3 separate regions of the Mus musculus genome follow, and all the other regions are linked to region 1. A link is a loop called in an ENCODE intact Hi-C map of the cell type or tissue named here. Cell type or tissue: gastrocnemius. All regions are shown on one strand. Region 1 overlaps Tmem156 (transmembrane protein 156). Region 2 has its middle 15 kb from the start of Wdr19. Region 3 has its middle 8.5 kb from the start of Wdr19.

Region 1 (2,500 bases):
CTGTGTGTCTAATGGCACCATTGATCCAAAATGCCTTCAGTTCATTTCTTGCATTGAGCTTTTTATATCTTGCACACAATAGACCTCAGTATCCAAATTATGGCAGATATGTATAAACTCTCGATAAGGTCTTCCCCCTCACTTCGTCCAAGGTGAAACAAACAAAGTTTTCCCCATTGCTTGCCAGATAACTATTCTGAGTCTTCTTTCTGTAATGCTTTAGTTATTTTTCAATTAGCAAGCTGTCAGTAAACTTTGTAAGGAACATATGGATTATATAAGAGTCTATGTATTCTATCTACAGCTTCATGATACTCAGTGAAATCCCAGTATATAGTATTTTTGCTACTAGGAACAGTGCTAATATAATCTTTTGGGGAAACTATTTGGCACTGTCTTGTAAAATTAAATAACCAATTCAATGTGCTGTTTGTATCCCCTTAAAACTCATCTAGTAAACTCCAGTCTCAATATGATATATTTGGAGGTGGAGTCTATGGGGTAATTAATTCATGAAAGTGGAATTCTAAAGAATAGGAATTGTGCTTTATAAAACCAGATAACTTGCTTCCTTTCTGCCCCATGCAAATTCAGGGGAACTAGACATCTGTATCTAGAGGACCCTCACTAGAACCCAGCCACATGATATCCTGACTGCATGACGCTGAAAAGCTCCTGCATAGCAGAATAAACAGACAGCCTGCAGAATAGAAGCAGCTTTGTCATTATACATTTAACATGAGGATAAATATACAGAATCCGTAAAGAACTGAAGAAACTAAACACTCTCTCTCTCTCTCTCTCTCTCTCTCTCTCTCTCTCACACACACACACACACACACACACACACACACAAACACACACACACAAATCCAACCAATAAACAGGTAAATGTATTTGACAGAGAGTTCTAAAACAGAAGAATACCTAATGGCCAATAAACATTTGTGTTCAACACCACCAGCCATCAGAAAATACAGGTTAAACTATGTGGAGATTCTATCTTAGCGCAGTCAGAATGACTTGCCCTCCATCAAGAGAACGAATGATTACAAGTGCTGTGAGGACACCGTGAGAGAGGAATCCTTACACACTCCCAGTAGGAGTATAAACCGGTGCAACCACTTTGGAAATTTGTTTGTGAGGCGGTTTCTCAAGAAACTAAAAATAGAGCTAAGGAGATGACTCAGTAGGTGAAAGTGTAACCAAACAAGACTGACAGCCCCAGTTCAGAGTCCCTGAACTTGTGCCAAAGCCTGGCATGGTGGTGCTTGTCAGCAACCCCAGCACTCTTGGCAAAATAGGAGGTCAAGATAGAGTTCCCATCCGCTCATGGGCCAGCAGCTACCCAAGACCAAACCTAGAGCTTTATACCTGCCAAACACTTGTTCTACATTCCCAGTAGATTAGTTGAGTATTGAATCCATTAAAATTGAGTTCCATGGAGCCGGCGTGGTGGCACATGCCTTTAATCCCAGCACTCGGGAGGCAGAGGCAGGTGGATTTCTGAGTTCGAGGCCAGCCTGGTCTACAGAGTGAGTTCCAGGACAGCCAGGGCTACACAGAGAAACCCTGTCTCGAAAAACAAAAACAAAAACAAAAACAAAAAAAAGGAGTTCCATGTAAAAATATTTAGTCCCATGCCTGGTATATGTAGATGCACGTATTTGTTAAGAGTTTCTACAAATATTGAGCCAGAGGTCTAGGGAGACGGCTCAGTCATTTAACTGCCTGCCACATGAGCACAAGGACCTGACTTTGAGTCCCCAGCACACTTAAAAATAACAGAAATGGTGGCACACATCTGTAACCCTAAGACTGGGGGTTGGAAACAGGCAGATCCGTAGAGGTTACCAGGAACCAGTCACGCCGGTTCATAAGCTCTGGTTCAATGAGAGATACTGCCTAAAATAATTACGGTGGAAGCAATAGAGAAGGATGCTTAGCATTGACCTCTGGCTGCTACATGTGCTACAGCCCCCCCCCCACACACACACACTAAATGAGCCAGATGCAGTGGAAAGCACCCATAGGCCCAGTACTTGGGAGGGTGAAGTGGGAGAATCACTTGAGAGCATTCTGGGCAAGACAATTTGACCTCTGCCAGCTCAAAATTTAAATAGTCATATGTCCTAAACCTTATTAGGGATATTGATTAAATTTTTATGAAGAAGTCAATAAGAAGAAAGTAAAGTGCCCAGAGTTTGAAAACAAGGACATTCATTCATTCATTGCAACTGTGTCAATACTCTTCCTTTGTAATAGAAACATAAACACAGTGGAGACACACTGCAGAGTTGAGGAGGGCTTGTCCTATAATTCCCAAGGAAAGGTCCTTCATCCTTGGTTTGCCTCTGTTTACTGCTCATTACACCACCACTTCCACCAGAAAGTGTGACAGGGAAGAGAAATGAAAGCCAATGAATCTATCTTATGAGAGTTTGACTCTTCAAAGTAAGCAACATCAAAACACCGGGACATAATGACTCGCAGTGTACTC
Region 2 (2,500 bases), 98 kb after region 1:
AGAGAACAAGGATGAAGGGGTAGGAGATAAGGAGAGCAGGGAGGGGTATTTGTCCCAGAGGGGTACAAATGACTGCCTCTGGATAAAGAAGAGACAGACTTGGCCCATGGGAAAATGGCTGTTTATAAGGTAAAAAGGAAGCCCCATAATAGGATGAAGTGTTTCATTTTAATTGGGCATGCTAGTTAGGTAATCCAAAGGGGGCTTTTGATTGCTCAATTTCTATAACTTTGAAAGCAGGGCCTTGGTAGTGAGCCTCAGGAGGTGGAAGTAGTGAAATAAGAAAATAGAACTTGTTGGCTAGCTTTAGTCATGTAATCTAACGGGTTTGAGAAGAAAGAGGAATGGAGGAGAAGGGCAAGGTCTGCCAGAGCCGCCTTTGCCATGCTCTGACTGGCTAGAGTACCTTCAGTATATAAACAGGAAAGATAGCTGATAGTCACTCTCAAGATAAGCTGCAAAGACTCTCAGACAAGCCGAGTGGCTTGGAAGAAGCGGAGACCAACCAAGCGTCCCTAAAGAAGCAGAGACCAGCTTAACTGCCCAGAAGAAACAAAGACCAAGGAAGCCTCCTGGAAAGGGCACTCTCCAACCTGCTGAGTCGCCTGCAGGCTGTGCTGTGTGCTCCAGGCTTCCAGCTCTTGTGAGCTGTCACCCATGTCAGAGTAGGCTGTGGTGATCAATTGTCATTTGAGTTGTTTCTGCTCCTGTAAATAAACATGATAAAACTCACTGGTTCACCAAGTTGGACTTTGTCGGCATTCATACTTTGGTCTGTCATGGGCTCCTTATCTGGGGTGAGTAGACGTGTGTGTGTGTGTGTGTGTGTGTGTGTGTGTGTGTGTGTGTTGCTACTCCCCGAGAAAAGTCTGTTACACTAGGAAGTGTGTGTGGGGGGGGGGGGGTCCATCACAGCAGGACAAATAGAAGGTTCAGTTCTTAAGAGCATTTACTGCCCTTGGAGAGGACCCTAATTCAAATGTGTTTCCCAATGATCATGTCGGGAGACTCACAACTGCCTGTATCTTCAGCACCAAAGGATCCAGCACCCCCTTCTGGCCTCCTTGAGCACCCACACCCATGTGCACAAATCCACACCGAGATGCACACCATACAAAATTAAAAATAATTTTTAAAGGGAAAGGAAGAAGTTACTCTTTTGCTCTTAACCTGAGAAGCAGGCAGGCCAAGCAGTGAAGATCAGCAAGCATTGCTGAGATGCAGTGCTCTCAGGATACAGCCCCCAGGCCTGTACCGTCATAGAGTTACTTAAGCCAGTAGGAGACTGGAAATTGATTTTTGTCAATTAGGAGCATCTGAAGTAGAAACAGCCATCTTAGTAAATGTTTGACAATCAGCTCTCCAGTTGGTAGCATTTCTAGCTTTAATAGTGTGACTATTCCCATCAGGTACAATTTCAGGCTATCAGCATGACATCACTAAAAACGCAGAGTTGGAGAGATGGGCTCAGCCAGCGTTTGTGACCCAGAGCTAATTATAGCTGCTCACCAGGGAGTAGGAAGAAAGACATTGGATCCACCTGGTCCAGAAGATTAGAAGAGTCCACAGCTTTTCCGCGGGGCTGCGAGGTCAGTTGAGACGTGCCTCCCCCACAAATAATGTTATTTAATTTCTGAGCATCTGAGAAGCAGCTTAACATTCCTCTTAAATCCTGAGTGATAGATATTATCAACAAGGTAAAAGGACTTGCTGAAGTTCTTTCTAGAAGGTAAAATCCTTCAAAATACAAACAGCCTTCTAGTAGTCATAGAACCTGTGACGGAGCATGCTGGGCTTCATCTTGTTTTTCCTTCACATTTCCAGAAAATGCTAGAAACTTTTGTCGCTTTCTCTGTCCAATGAGGTATCAATACATCGGAGTATGTACAGGTTGCACTTACTGCCCCACTCCTCAGAGCACTGGGAAATCATGTCTGCCCACGTTAAAGAAGAGTGATGACTGAGTTAGAAATGCACAAAGACTTGAAGGCGATTTTTAGAAGAGATATCAAAATAGCCAATAAAAATACACAAAGTGGGTCTTGAGAGATGGCTCAGTGGTCAAGAGCACTTGTTCTCGCAGAGGACCCAGAGTCCATTCCCAGCACCCACATGGCAACTGACAATGTAACTCCTGTAACTCCAGTCCCAGGGCATCCGACTCTGGCCTCTGAGGGCGCTGCACACTTATTGTGAATATACACACATTCAGGCAAAACACTCACACACGTAAAATAAATCTGAAGCTTAAAAATTATGCAAAAGTGCTCCACACCATTCGTCACTAGGTAAATGCAACTTATATCTATTGACACAGCACTAACCACCACTCTAACCAGGCAAGCTTTCAGAAGACTGGCCACATCAGGTACTGGCAAGAATGAAGTAACTAAAACTCTTCTGTGTTGCTGGTGTGGAAGCAGGAAGATTAGAGTTCACAGTCATCCTTGGCTGCATAGTGAGTTCAAGGCTTCTCTGGGCTACTTGAGACCCTGTATCA
Region 3 (2,500 bases), 100 kb after region 1:
CCTAGCATGGCGTGGTTGAGCATGGGAAGACCCTCACTGCCTAGAGTCTGATGTGACTGTTTCTTCGGAGACAGCCCACACTATTGGGCAATATTCCAGAAGATCAATATGAAGATGAACTTTCAGAACATAAAATTTGTTTAGATGAATTAATAATTTTTATAGTATTCCTGATTTGATTTAAATCATTTTAGGAAGTTAGGGTACTTGATAGAGAGTTTAAAGGAGATGGCTTAAGTTGTTTTGCCAGAAAGATATACTAAAGTTAGAATTAAGAGTAGAATATGTAGGGGCTGGAGAGATGGCTCAATGGTTAAGAGCACTGACTGCTCTTCCAGAGGTCCTGAGTTCAAATCCCAGCAGCCACATGGTGGCTCACAACCATCTATAATGGGATTCAATGCCCTCTTCTGGTGTGTCTGAAGACAGCAGCAGTGTACTCATATAATGGACTGAACCTCTGGAACTGTAAGCCAGTCCTGATTAAATGATTTTCTTTATAGGAGTTGCTGTGGTTATGGTATCTCTTCACAGCAATAAAACCCTAACTAAGATAGTAGGTCAGAACATTTTAAAAATAACAACTTAAGGGTAGAAGTTTAAAGAGCATGCTCCTTATTTTTTTAAGAGAATAAGTACAGCTTTTCTAACCACCACCCTGCTCCCACCATTTAAACTGGCAAAGCAATCACTACTTGTGCATAAAATATTGGTTTGTTTCTGTGATAATTTTCCTGGCTCATCCAACCTACAATGCACAAGCCTCTGAAGATTAAACTTTGGAGAGCATATCTATGAGCTGAAAAACTATAGTTCCATATTTTAAAACTTGTTCTCCTAAGAGTGGTAAAACACTTACAATCCCAGCACTGTGGGACAGGGATCTGAGGTATATGAGGATCAGACAAGCAAGATCATCCTTGACTGCACAGTGAGTTTGAGCAGGCTGGCATATAGTATACCCCATCTCAAAAAAACAAAATTATTCTTAAGATCATTTATAGAGGGCTAGAGAGATAGCTTAGAAGTTAAGGGCACTTACTGCTCTTACAAGTGACCTGGGTTCAGTTCCCAGCACCTACGTGTCAACTCATATCTGCAATTTCAGTTCCAGGGGATTTGATGCCCTCTTCTGGCCCCTAAGAGAACTGCACACTCATTGTATACATACACACATAAATAGACAAAATACTCATATATATATATATATAAAATACAAATATACATTTTTGAAATTTTATTTATAGGATATTCTTTATAGGATATTTAAAATCATCCAACCTACAATGCAATGAATTATCTTAAATCATGGGATATATAATAAAGATAGTATCTTTATAATATTTATAGGATATTTTTATTTCTTGATATGTTGTCACACTATTATTTGATTATCCATTTACCTCAGTATGGCAAGAATTATCAGATATCAATTTGAGAGCTTAGGGGTAAAATTTTAAATTAAATAATAAATTTAATATTTATTAATATTAGAATGAAAGTCATTACAAATGATTCAGTGTTTATAATCTGCTGAAAAACTCTGTATAGTGTTGGTTACCCAATAAAACCTACCAGGCTACCAGGGCCCTGTGCGGTTAAATGATGGTTCAACCTGTACAGCCCTCCAAGGGAGCCAATTCCTCCAGCATTTGCCATCCAGAGCTTTAAAATCTGAAGAACGGCCAAAATCAAGTCCTCATTTTTATAACTATATAAATGTCATCTAAATGTGTCCACCACTAGCTTTCCCCCAAAGCAGCACACTATAAATAATACACTCCATCTGCTCATTGGTATGTACCGCTGGGATGTCTCCTTGGGCTTAATTACAGACCTCTAACAATAATGGACTTTTCGTGGCAAGTGTAGTGTGTGAGCCATTTCAGCTTTAGTGGGTGCGTGCGTGCTGTACTTCTGGCTGATGGCAGAGAAGAATTTGCAGCCTTGCACTGTTATGCTAAGCTGCATCCCTCCTTTTGAATCAGCACCATGCTCTTTGTTGTCAGGCTCCATGATTGCAGCCTCTGGTACTTTGGCAGCCTTTAGATGCACCACATCAGAGTTTCTGTCTTCCTCACCAGAAGACTGTTTCTTTTCCCATTCCTTTCCCCTTCAGCCATGTTCAAATGGCCCGACTGTGGCATGTTTTGGCCAGTTCTCTTCAGACCTATTTCTATACACGTCCACTGAGGTATGTGAATCACGGAGCTGAGCTAAGAGTGTGCATTGCTCCTAGATGCTTCAGTCCACAAAGAAGGCTCCTCTGAGGCTTTGTGTTATTTTTGTTATGACAAAAAATATAGCTGGGCAATGGTGGCACATGCCTTTAATCCCAGCACTCGAGAGGCAGAGGTAGCCTGATCTTAGTGACTTCAAGGACAGCCTGGTCTACAGAGCAAGTTCCAGGACAGCTAGAGCTGCTACACAGAGAAACTAACTCAGAAACAAAACAAAACAAAACAAAACAAAACAAAATTATCTTGCCTGTGTTTCTGTT

What was found. Peaks named below come from ENCODE experiments on the same cell type or tissue, not always from the same donor. Only the 100,000 strongest peaks of a DNase experiment are listed, where the experiment ranks them.
Region 2: it touches region 1 in a loop (2.1-fold over the local background); 2 of 42 quality-filtered maps call a loop at or near these places.
Region 3: it touches region 1 in a loop (2.1-fold over the local background); 3 of 42 quality-filtered maps call a loop at or near these places.

What each region holds. Positions count from the first base shown.
Region 1 is chr5:65,085,540-65,088,039 of GRCm38, forward strand. All of the region lies in intron 1 of Tmem156 (transmembrane protein 156), which reads right to left. Among named protein-coding and RNA genes, the nearest start is that of Tmem156, 4.8 kb to the right of the region's middle. In gastrocnemius, no CTCF peak of the experiment used is centred here; a DNase peak (open chromatin) is centred at 1,249; H3K4me3 peaks cover 272 bases; H3K27ac peaks cover 1,964 bases.
Region 2 is chr5:65,183,638-65,186,137 of GRCm38, forward strand. No RefSeq gene overlaps it. Among named protein-coding and RNA genes, the nearest start is that of Wdr19, 15 kb to the right of the region's middle. In gastrocnemius, a CTCF peak has its summit at 1,077 (motif pointing left); no DNase peak of the experiment used is centred here; H3K27ac peaks cover 728 bases.
Region 3 is chr5:65,189,969-65,192,468 of GRCm38, forward strand. No RefSeq gene overlaps it. Among named protein-coding and RNA genes, the nearest start is that of Wdr19, 8.5 kb to the right of the region's middle. In gastrocnemius, a CTCF peak has its summit at 1,146 (motif pointing left); no DNase peak of the experiment used is centred here.